2 separate regions of the Homo sapiens genome follow, and region 1 is linked to region 2. The links are chromatin loops, found by intact Hi-C in ENCODE. Cell type or tissue: sigmoid colon. All regions are shown on one strand.

Region 1 (4,000 bases), 210 kb after region 2:
TAAAGGGGAAGGAACGGGTGTTTCCACTGTTAAGACGGGGGTCCCTGGCTTAGGGGAGGCCTTGTCAGCGCAGCCTGCTCTCAGCCTCTGAAGATTAGAACCTGCGACTTAAGGGCCTACTGGGTGTCTGCACTCCCCCATCCCCCTTCCAGTCTGCAAACAGCCCTTTCTCAGGCCAGTTGTCAAGGGCTTGGTTCTGATCCTTTTCTAGAGAAAGGAGGGAAAGTTTGGCTCCTGAGAAGAAAACAGGAACAGAAGCCCAATTCTTACGAAAAGAAAAAGGAATTTGAATTCTGAAGATACTTGATTTCAGAGAAGCTCGGAGCCAGCTCCAGTCCTTGAAAGCCCATTGCTACAAGAGGAGAAAAAAAAAAAACCCAAAAGTGAGGAATGACGGGCACCCCCGTGGCTTAGGCACGGAGGGAACGATGGTTGCCCTTGGTGTGCATTGAAGCCTGCTGCTCTGGAATGTGTGGGTAGCCTTCAGAGGGTCCTGTTCATTTATTTCACACTCCTTGCCTGGCTGAATTGTCATGATTTTGCATCCTGCCTACTCTCCTTTTTCATCTTCCTGTTCTCACCCTGTCTACAGGCCTGTTTTACTCGGGGGCTGTTTGTCCAGACCCCTTCTTAGACATCACAAATCCATTTTGAACAGAGGTCCTTCTGCGCCCCAGGGGACACTGGGCAATGTCTGGGAACATCTGTGGTTGTCACAACTGGGGGTGCTCTTGGCATGGAGTGAGCGGAGGCCAGGGATGCTGCTCAGCACCCTGCAGTGCTCAGGACGGCCCCAGCCCAGAGATGGATCCGTCCCCAATGTCCACAGTGCCAAGTGGGGACACACACTGTCATCTTTGGTGATTATCAGGGCAGAGTAATAACTCTTGGCACTGAGAACCAACTGGGTCCACAGGGAGTAATCCTGGTGCCAGAAAGGACATGGTTCCACCATCAAGGAGGGTTCGAGAATCCACTTTTCGGCAAGGAGATGGCTTGGAGGTGTCCTCCCTGTGCGTGGGGCCAGGCCACACAAGCCTGAACAGTGAGGACAGAATCTTAAAACACGCATCACTTACTCCGAGGACCTGGCCCTCAGAGGGGAGCCGGGAGAAGGAAACGGACAAGACTTTTCTGGGCAGCCTAATGACACTGGGAGTGTTAAGACAAGCTACCAGGACAGAATCTGGGCTTTGAAGCAACTGGTACTCCTGAGAGCACTCCGGGCTTGTTCCTTCTTGTTCAGAGGGAGGAAATTAATTGCTTTCTTAGGGCAGATGAACTCTGGTACCATCTGGAGGCCAGCGAGTACCAGGAGAGGAGGAGCTGATGGCCGGAGGAGGCCACGTGCCTCCCAAACACCGAGGCTCATCAGCCAATCAGAATGAAGGTAACTAAAACCACTCAGCTAACTCTGCCCCAATTATCACCAAAGATGACAAAACATTGTCTAAATACTGATCTGAACTATGTGAGGCAGGTGACAGCTCCATTTGGCATATGGAGGAACAGGAATAGAAGAGAGATTGCTTAAGGTCGCAGTGAGTCAGCGGCTCAGCCAGGAACGGGCCCAGAAATTGCTCTCAGCGTTTTCTGCATTTCCTTTCCTGACATTGCTGGTTACTAGGTGATGGGAGTATTTTTCTGTAAACAGAAGCCTCTTCCCTTTGTGCCCAGGCAGATTCATTCATCACGGCCGTAGTCCAGGGCTGCTTCTAGCTGCGTCTCTCCTGTGCCCCCTCACATGAAGTCAGGAAGCCACGGGAGATGTTCCCACTGGCGCGTTTGACTCAGCAGTGGCTCCAAAAGGTCAAGTGCGCATCTGGTTCACTTGAATGTTCGTTCAAGGTCAAATGAGCGTTTCGTGGATTCCAAAGGCTGGTGCCGGCCAAGGAGGGGAAATTGCGCCGCTGGTTCTGTGCTTTTCCCCTTTATTTCATGCCCGCCCTGATCTTGGACCAGATGGTAAATGAAACGTGCTCAGCTTATAAACAGCACTCCGGGCATATTTCTGAGGCACGAGGGAGGGAGCTTTGGGCCAGCCAAGCCCGTTGGCCAGGCAGGGCCAGGCTGGGTGACAGGTCGTGTTGCGGCCCCTCCCCTTTATATTGGCTGTTCCGAGGCTCCTGTAACCCAGTCTAAGAGGACACAGGGGAAGGCAGTCAAAGTAAGACTGCCCAGGTCCTCGCCACAGGAAGAAAAACAGAAGAGAGGACAAAGGAACGCGAGAAAGCAAGGACGGCAGGGCAGTCACTGAATGGGTCCAAGTTCCCACAGCAGATTCAGGTTCAGAGAAGAAGCATGGCCTCCACTCACTCACATCTACTGTCTTGCACTGGATTGAGGGGTTCCCAAACTGGGTGCTGCAAAGGTGCTCCACAGTGTGCGTCCCTGTGCCCTGTGGACTTTACCTTGAGTACACCCACGCCCTCGGGGCCCTGCCCTCTGCCCACTCTCTGCTGCGCTCTCCTCTGCCAGGTGGAGGAGTTACTCAGGATCCAGCATCACCCCTTCTGGGAGGACCATGTGAGCTACTGCGCTTACCTGGAAGCACCGCCAGGATCATGAGCCACTCCTGCTCATCGCTGGTGTCTTGTGTGTGTGTTTGTTTAACTCCTTATCATGGAAATTTCAAACATCCACAAAGTAAATACACAATGCAATGAAACTTATGAAGCCACCACCCTCTACAGGGTGTCAGGGTCCTGCCATTCTTATAACACCTGGATACCTGTACCCACTCTCCGTCCTCCTCTCCACCCTTGTATTTTTACAGGCTTCGTTGTCATTGTTAAAATTCACATACAGTAAGTGCACAAACCTTAGCTGGCTAATTTTGACAAATCACGACTCCATGTAACCGCACACTGTATTATCATACAGAATGCGTCCATCTCACTGGAGTGTCCCCTCCTGTCCCTTTCCAGTCACTCTCGCCCACCGCCACCTGCCCCCCCACCCACTATTATGATTTTTTTTTAACTTTAGTTTTAATCCACTCTACTCATCTACTCTTTTGGACTCAACTTCTTTCACTCAGCGTAATGATTTTGAGATTCATCCATGCATTGTGAATTTCAGTAATTAATTCCTTTCTATTCATGAAGAGTATTCCAGTAGTATTCCTCTATTAGCTTTTTAGCTATGCTCTTCTTTTCCATTTTTAGTGGTTGTTTTAGGGTTTTCAATATGAATCTTTAAATCATCATAATCTGCAATTTCTCGTCCACTCTCCTGATGAGGAACATTTGGGTTATTTTTACTTTTTGGTGACTGAATCAAACTGCTATGAATAAGGCTGAGGTGGGCAGATCATTTGAGCCCAGGAGTTTGAGACCAGCCTGGGCAACATGGTGAAACCCTGTCTCTACCCAAAATACAAAAATTAGCCGGGTATGGTGCTGCGTGCCTGTAGTCCCAGCTACTTAGGAGGCTGAAGTGGGAGAATCGCTTGAGCCTGGGAGGTTGAGGATGCAGTGAGCTGTGATTGTGCCACTGTACTTTATCCTGAGGGAGACCCTGTCTCAAAAACAAAAAACAAAAACCAACAAACAAAAAGCTGCTATGAACATGCTTATACAAGTTGTTATTATTTTTTTGAAGAGATATGTCTTCATGTCTCTTGGATAAAAACTACAAGAGGAATTCTGGGTTAAAGGGCAGGTTTAACTTTCTAGAAAACTGCCAAACCTCTTTCCAGTGTGGTCATATCATTCATATCTACACATGGGGGTGTGTGAGAGTTTTAGTTGCTCCATGTACTTACAACATTGGATGTTGTCAGACTTGTCAGGTTTAGCCATTCTAGTGAGTATTTAGTGATATCTTGATATAGTTTGAATTTGCATTTCCCTAGTGACTAATGAGGCTGACCACTATTCATGTACTTTTGGGCATCTGTATATCTTGCTTTGTGAAGTACCATTTTTTTAAGTTATTTGTCATCTTATATTGAATTGTAGGAGTTTATATATATAGATATAGATGTAGATATATTAGG
Region 2 (4,000 bases):
CGTGTAAGCATAGAGGGTGGTCATGGCCGCTCGGGGCTAATGTCAGTGTTGTTTTGGGTTTGTTGGAATGCGGTGGTGTTCAGGCAGACACTCGTGCTTGGCCTGAGTATTGCCATGCCGGTGCTCAGCCCTCACCTCGTGTGTTTGGTGGGGGTACTTTTACCTGAGATCCTCATGAATCCGCAGCGCCGGGGGTTTATGAGTGCGCCTGATCTTCCGTCCATCCCCACTTTCTTCCCACACTGGGGTCGTGAATGTCCCTGCTGCCCGGATCTTGGGGTTACCTGAATGTCCTCCACCCTCGGGTCCTGTCAGTTCTGTGGCTTTGGGCTGTGTTCACCCCTTTTTCCAGCCACTCCTTCTGGTTGCCTCCTCATGGGCTGGGGTTGCTGTTAGTTTGCCATTCGCCCTTTTCTGCCTGCACCCCAGGCCTTACACAGAGGGCCGGGGGCTTTTGACTCCGAGACCGTTTCCCATATCTGTCAGCCACTTATGACGACGGGTTATTTCTTTTGTCTCCGGCCTGATCCCAGGCACCCCCTGCAGTGTGCCTGGTCCCTAGGGAGTCCCTGCCCTCTTTTCCCAGGGAACTCCAGAGGGACAGTCGTCCTGAGCCAAGGGAATCCCCTCTGCCCCCTTTCCTTTTAAAAATTAATTTTTAGTTGACAAATAAAAATTGTACATCTGTATCATGTACATGTTTCAGTTTACTTTTTAAGTTGCCAAATAGAAATTGCACGCCTCCGCCTCATTTCTTATACCTGGCTTGCTGTGCGCACAGACCCTCAGCCTCTCTGGCCAGTTCTTCCACATGCTGGAACTGGCCTGTCCTTATCTGCCACCATGGCCCTGCCGTCTCCAAAAGCAGCATTTAGAACTCCCTGACCTGAGAGGCTCTCTGGTTTAATTAATCCAGCATCGTCCAGGCCTCCTGTCCCGTGGTTTCAAGATAGAGGCTAAGAGGACGAACAAGATGTAGTCCCTGCTCTCAGAGAGTTCACAGGGGCCCTGGGGGCTGCGTCAGCAACCCAGGAGCGGGGGATGGGATGAAGGGGCTCCCGTGGAGCTGTCCACAGGCTTCTGTGGGGACTCAAGGTTGGTCTCCAGCGTGGCTACCAGAAAGGGCCCTGGACAGGGCAGCGTGTGAGCCAGGACTTGAGATGAGTAGGGTTTTGAAACGAGCTTAGGGCACCCAGGCTGCGGCACTAGAAGAGATGAAGAGAGATAGGGTGGCTGTTCCTGGTGTGTCTGGGGCTGGCTGTAGGATTGAGCTGGAATGTGCGCGTTTCCTGCATTTCCTCAGTTCTGGGACTCTGAGATACCAGGACAGCGCCACCAACTCAGGAGCAGCTTCTGTGTCTGTGTGTGCACGTGTGCGCCTGTGTGCAGGCTGGACTCTGACTTCAAAAGGGTTAGGACATGAAAAGAGACGAGCGTCTCAGACTTGAGGAAATACACGCGTGGAAGACGTGCGCGGGGCTCGGGCTTCCTTCTGAGGGAGTGACAAGCCGTGGAAAGCTTTAACATGGCGGGCGGGGGTGGGGGCGATAGGATCTGCCTGCCCCAGCGGCTCCATCGCGTGACAACTGAGAGCTCAGAGGGGGACGGAGAGGGAGGGAAGCCGGCCAGGCGCCGGGGCACTCAGCCAGGTGGCGGGGTCTGAACGGGGCCTCGAAATGCCAAAGAAGAGACAGGTACTGGAGGGATTGCAGCCACTGGGACACACCTGGCCAGTTGCCGAGCGATGGCGTGGAAAGGCGCAGATGGGAGCTGTCTGGTCTGGGGCCCGGGAGGGCGGCTCTGTCAGGGGAGGGTGTGGGACTCAGGCCATGGTCTGGCTGGCTCCCGGCTATCTCAGCACTTAGAAGCAAGTGTGCGCTTGGCTGCTGCTTTATTTTGTAACATTCTTGTATTTGATAGCGGGTGTCAGGGCCGTATCTGTGAAAAGTCTGGGGAGGTTTTTACAAAGCAGGGTGGATATTTACTGTAGGTTCCCTGTTGGTGGTTTTGGCCAACCTAGGTATGAAGAGTGCTTTGAAGGCATGCAACTTTGTGTTCAGTGGCATGGAACTGGCCTGAGCTGCCTTGTATTTCAGAGCAAAGTGTCAGACACGACATGTGCTCAGCGGAGGGAGCTGGGCTGCCCAGGCCACGGGTCCACCTGGGACCGGTCACCAGGGGGCCGCAGGCTGGCCTCTGCCTTCTTCTTGGGAACCTCCCATTCTGCTTTTGAAACTGAAAGCCAGTGTTGTAGCTGATGACTTAGGGAAAGGAGAGGGGCCTCCGGGAGGCGCTGTGATGCGTGCTTGGGAATGAAAATGCTGGAGTCAACAAGCTTAGGTGGCAGAGACACCGACAGCCATCAGCAAGATGACTTTTGATAGTGAAAGTGCTCGGAAGAGCATCCTCTATGATAGAGTGATGGGAGCGGTGGTGGATGCTTTTGGATCGGTGGTCAGGGGAGGCTTCCCTGCAGAGGGACAGTCAAGCTGAGAGCCCAGTGACAAGAGGCGCCAGTGTGGGAAGTCTCAGGAGCAGAGGATCCTAGGCCAGTGTGGTGGCCCCGAGGCAGGAGTGAGCTGGGCTGAGCTGGGGACCGGTGAGGAGGCTGTGCGGGTGGAATTGAGGATGAGGCGGTGGATGAGAGGAGACACGGGGTCTGTGTGGGAGTACGGAGGGGAGAAGGCACGGGACGTCTGCGGCAAGGTGCTGGCGCGATAGGAAGCCGTCTGTGTGCTGCTCACTGGGTTGAGAGCGTATTGCACTGCTGGGGGTCTTTATCGAAAGTTCTCTGTGGGTAAGGGGACAGTCCCCTGCTTGGAGGCGTGTGCTGACTTCATCTCCCCACCTCTCTCTCCTCCAGTGCACCGTCCAGGTGAGGTTAGAGCTGGGGCATCGCGCCCAACTGCGCAAGAAGCCCACCACGGAGGGGTTCACTCACGACTGGATGGTGTTTGTCCGCGGCCCCGAGCAATGTGACATCCAGCACTTCGTGGAGAAGGTGGTCTTCTGGCTGCACGACAGCTTCCCCAAGCCCAGACGCGGTGAGTGGCCTCAAGCCCTGAGTGCCCACAGCACGGACCCATCTGTCTTCACTCCTCCCAAGGCCAGGCTCCACCCCTCCCTCAGGAGCAGCAGGACCCCTCCAACCATGAGGTTCCAGCTTGCGTCCCTCGGCGTGGGGGCACTGGAGCCGTGTCACCTCCAGCTGTTGAGTTAGTCGTAGGAAGAACCGAAGGAGGTGGTGGCGGTCTGTTGTGTCGTGATTTAGACCCGGGCTCTGGGAAGCAGCCAGGGAGCACAGCCAGGTTGGCATGGGTGGGACAGGTGAAGTCAGCCGGCTGGTGAGTGATCAGGAAGTTGCCGACCGGGCCTATGTTTGTTTGTGTGCCATGTGAAGAATTCCCAATATTTGGGGCAGAAAGAATGCCGGAGCTCATGTCACCACTGTCTTTTCCGTGTCTTCCCTCTCCCTTCAAGCCTCAGGCCGTCATTGATTCAGCACGAGTGCCTCAGTCGTGTATTCTGTCAGCGTCTCCACCTGTGGCGTGGGGGCCCTGGCCTTCCTGGAGGGTGCAGTGTGACGGGGCACAGGCAGGAAGTCACCCAGTTTATGATCAGGGATGCCCTCCTGGGGAAGTGAGCCCTAGGGAAAGGCTGTGGTGGGGAATCGGAGAGTGAGGTGGTGGTCTGGTGAGCGCCATCAGGGCTGGGGCCGCGTCTACTTTTCTTACCGCTGAGTCGCCAGTGTGAAGCCCGGAGCCCGGCACATCACAGGGGTTCGATAAATGCTTCTTGGGTGATGTCTTGATAAAGGAATGAGGGACTTTCTGTAGGAAGCACTTCAGGGTGGGAAGAGCCCTGGCTGGGCTGGTGACCCCTCTACCCTGCAATACGGGGGTCCCGGGAGCTCCAGGGGCCACGGGAGGTGAGCCGTGCACAAGCGTGGGTGTGCTTAGGTTGAAGCAAGAGCTTCCCGGGACCCGGGACCCAGGACCCT

What was found. Peaks named below come from ENCODE experiments on the same cell type or tissue, not always from the same donor. Only the 100,000 strongest peaks of a DNase experiment are listed, where the experiment ranks them.
Region 1: it touches region 2 in a loop (2.4-fold over the local background); 18 of 110 quality-filtered maps call a loop at or near these places.

The regions. Positions count from the first base shown.
Region 1 is chr19:6,054,976-6,058,975 of GRCh38, reverse strand. The region is part of intron 1 of RFX2 (regulatory factor X2); the gene reads left to right. Among named protein-coding and RNA genes, the nearest start is that of RFX2-AS1, 5.6 kb to the left of the region's middle. In sigmoid colon, no CTCF peak of the experiment used is centred here; DNase peaks (open chromatin) are centred at 1,635 and 2,477; H3K4me3 peaks cover 1,047 bases; H3K27ac peaks cover 2,825 bases.
Region 2 is chr19:6,269,623-6,273,622 of GRCh38, reverse strand. It overlaps MLLT1 (MLLT1 super elongation complex subunit), which reads left to right. Exons shown (of 12, transcript NM_005934.4): 2 at 2,864-3,044. Among named protein-coding and RNA genes, the nearest start is that of MLLT1, 8.4 kb to the left of the region's middle. RefSeq lists an enhancer at 1-527. In sigmoid colon, CTCF peaks have their summits at 2,086 and 2,289 (motif pointing right); DNase peaks (open chromatin) are centred at 166, 1,372 and 1,782; H3K4me3 peaks cover 2,115 bases; H3K27ac peaks cover 2,154 bases.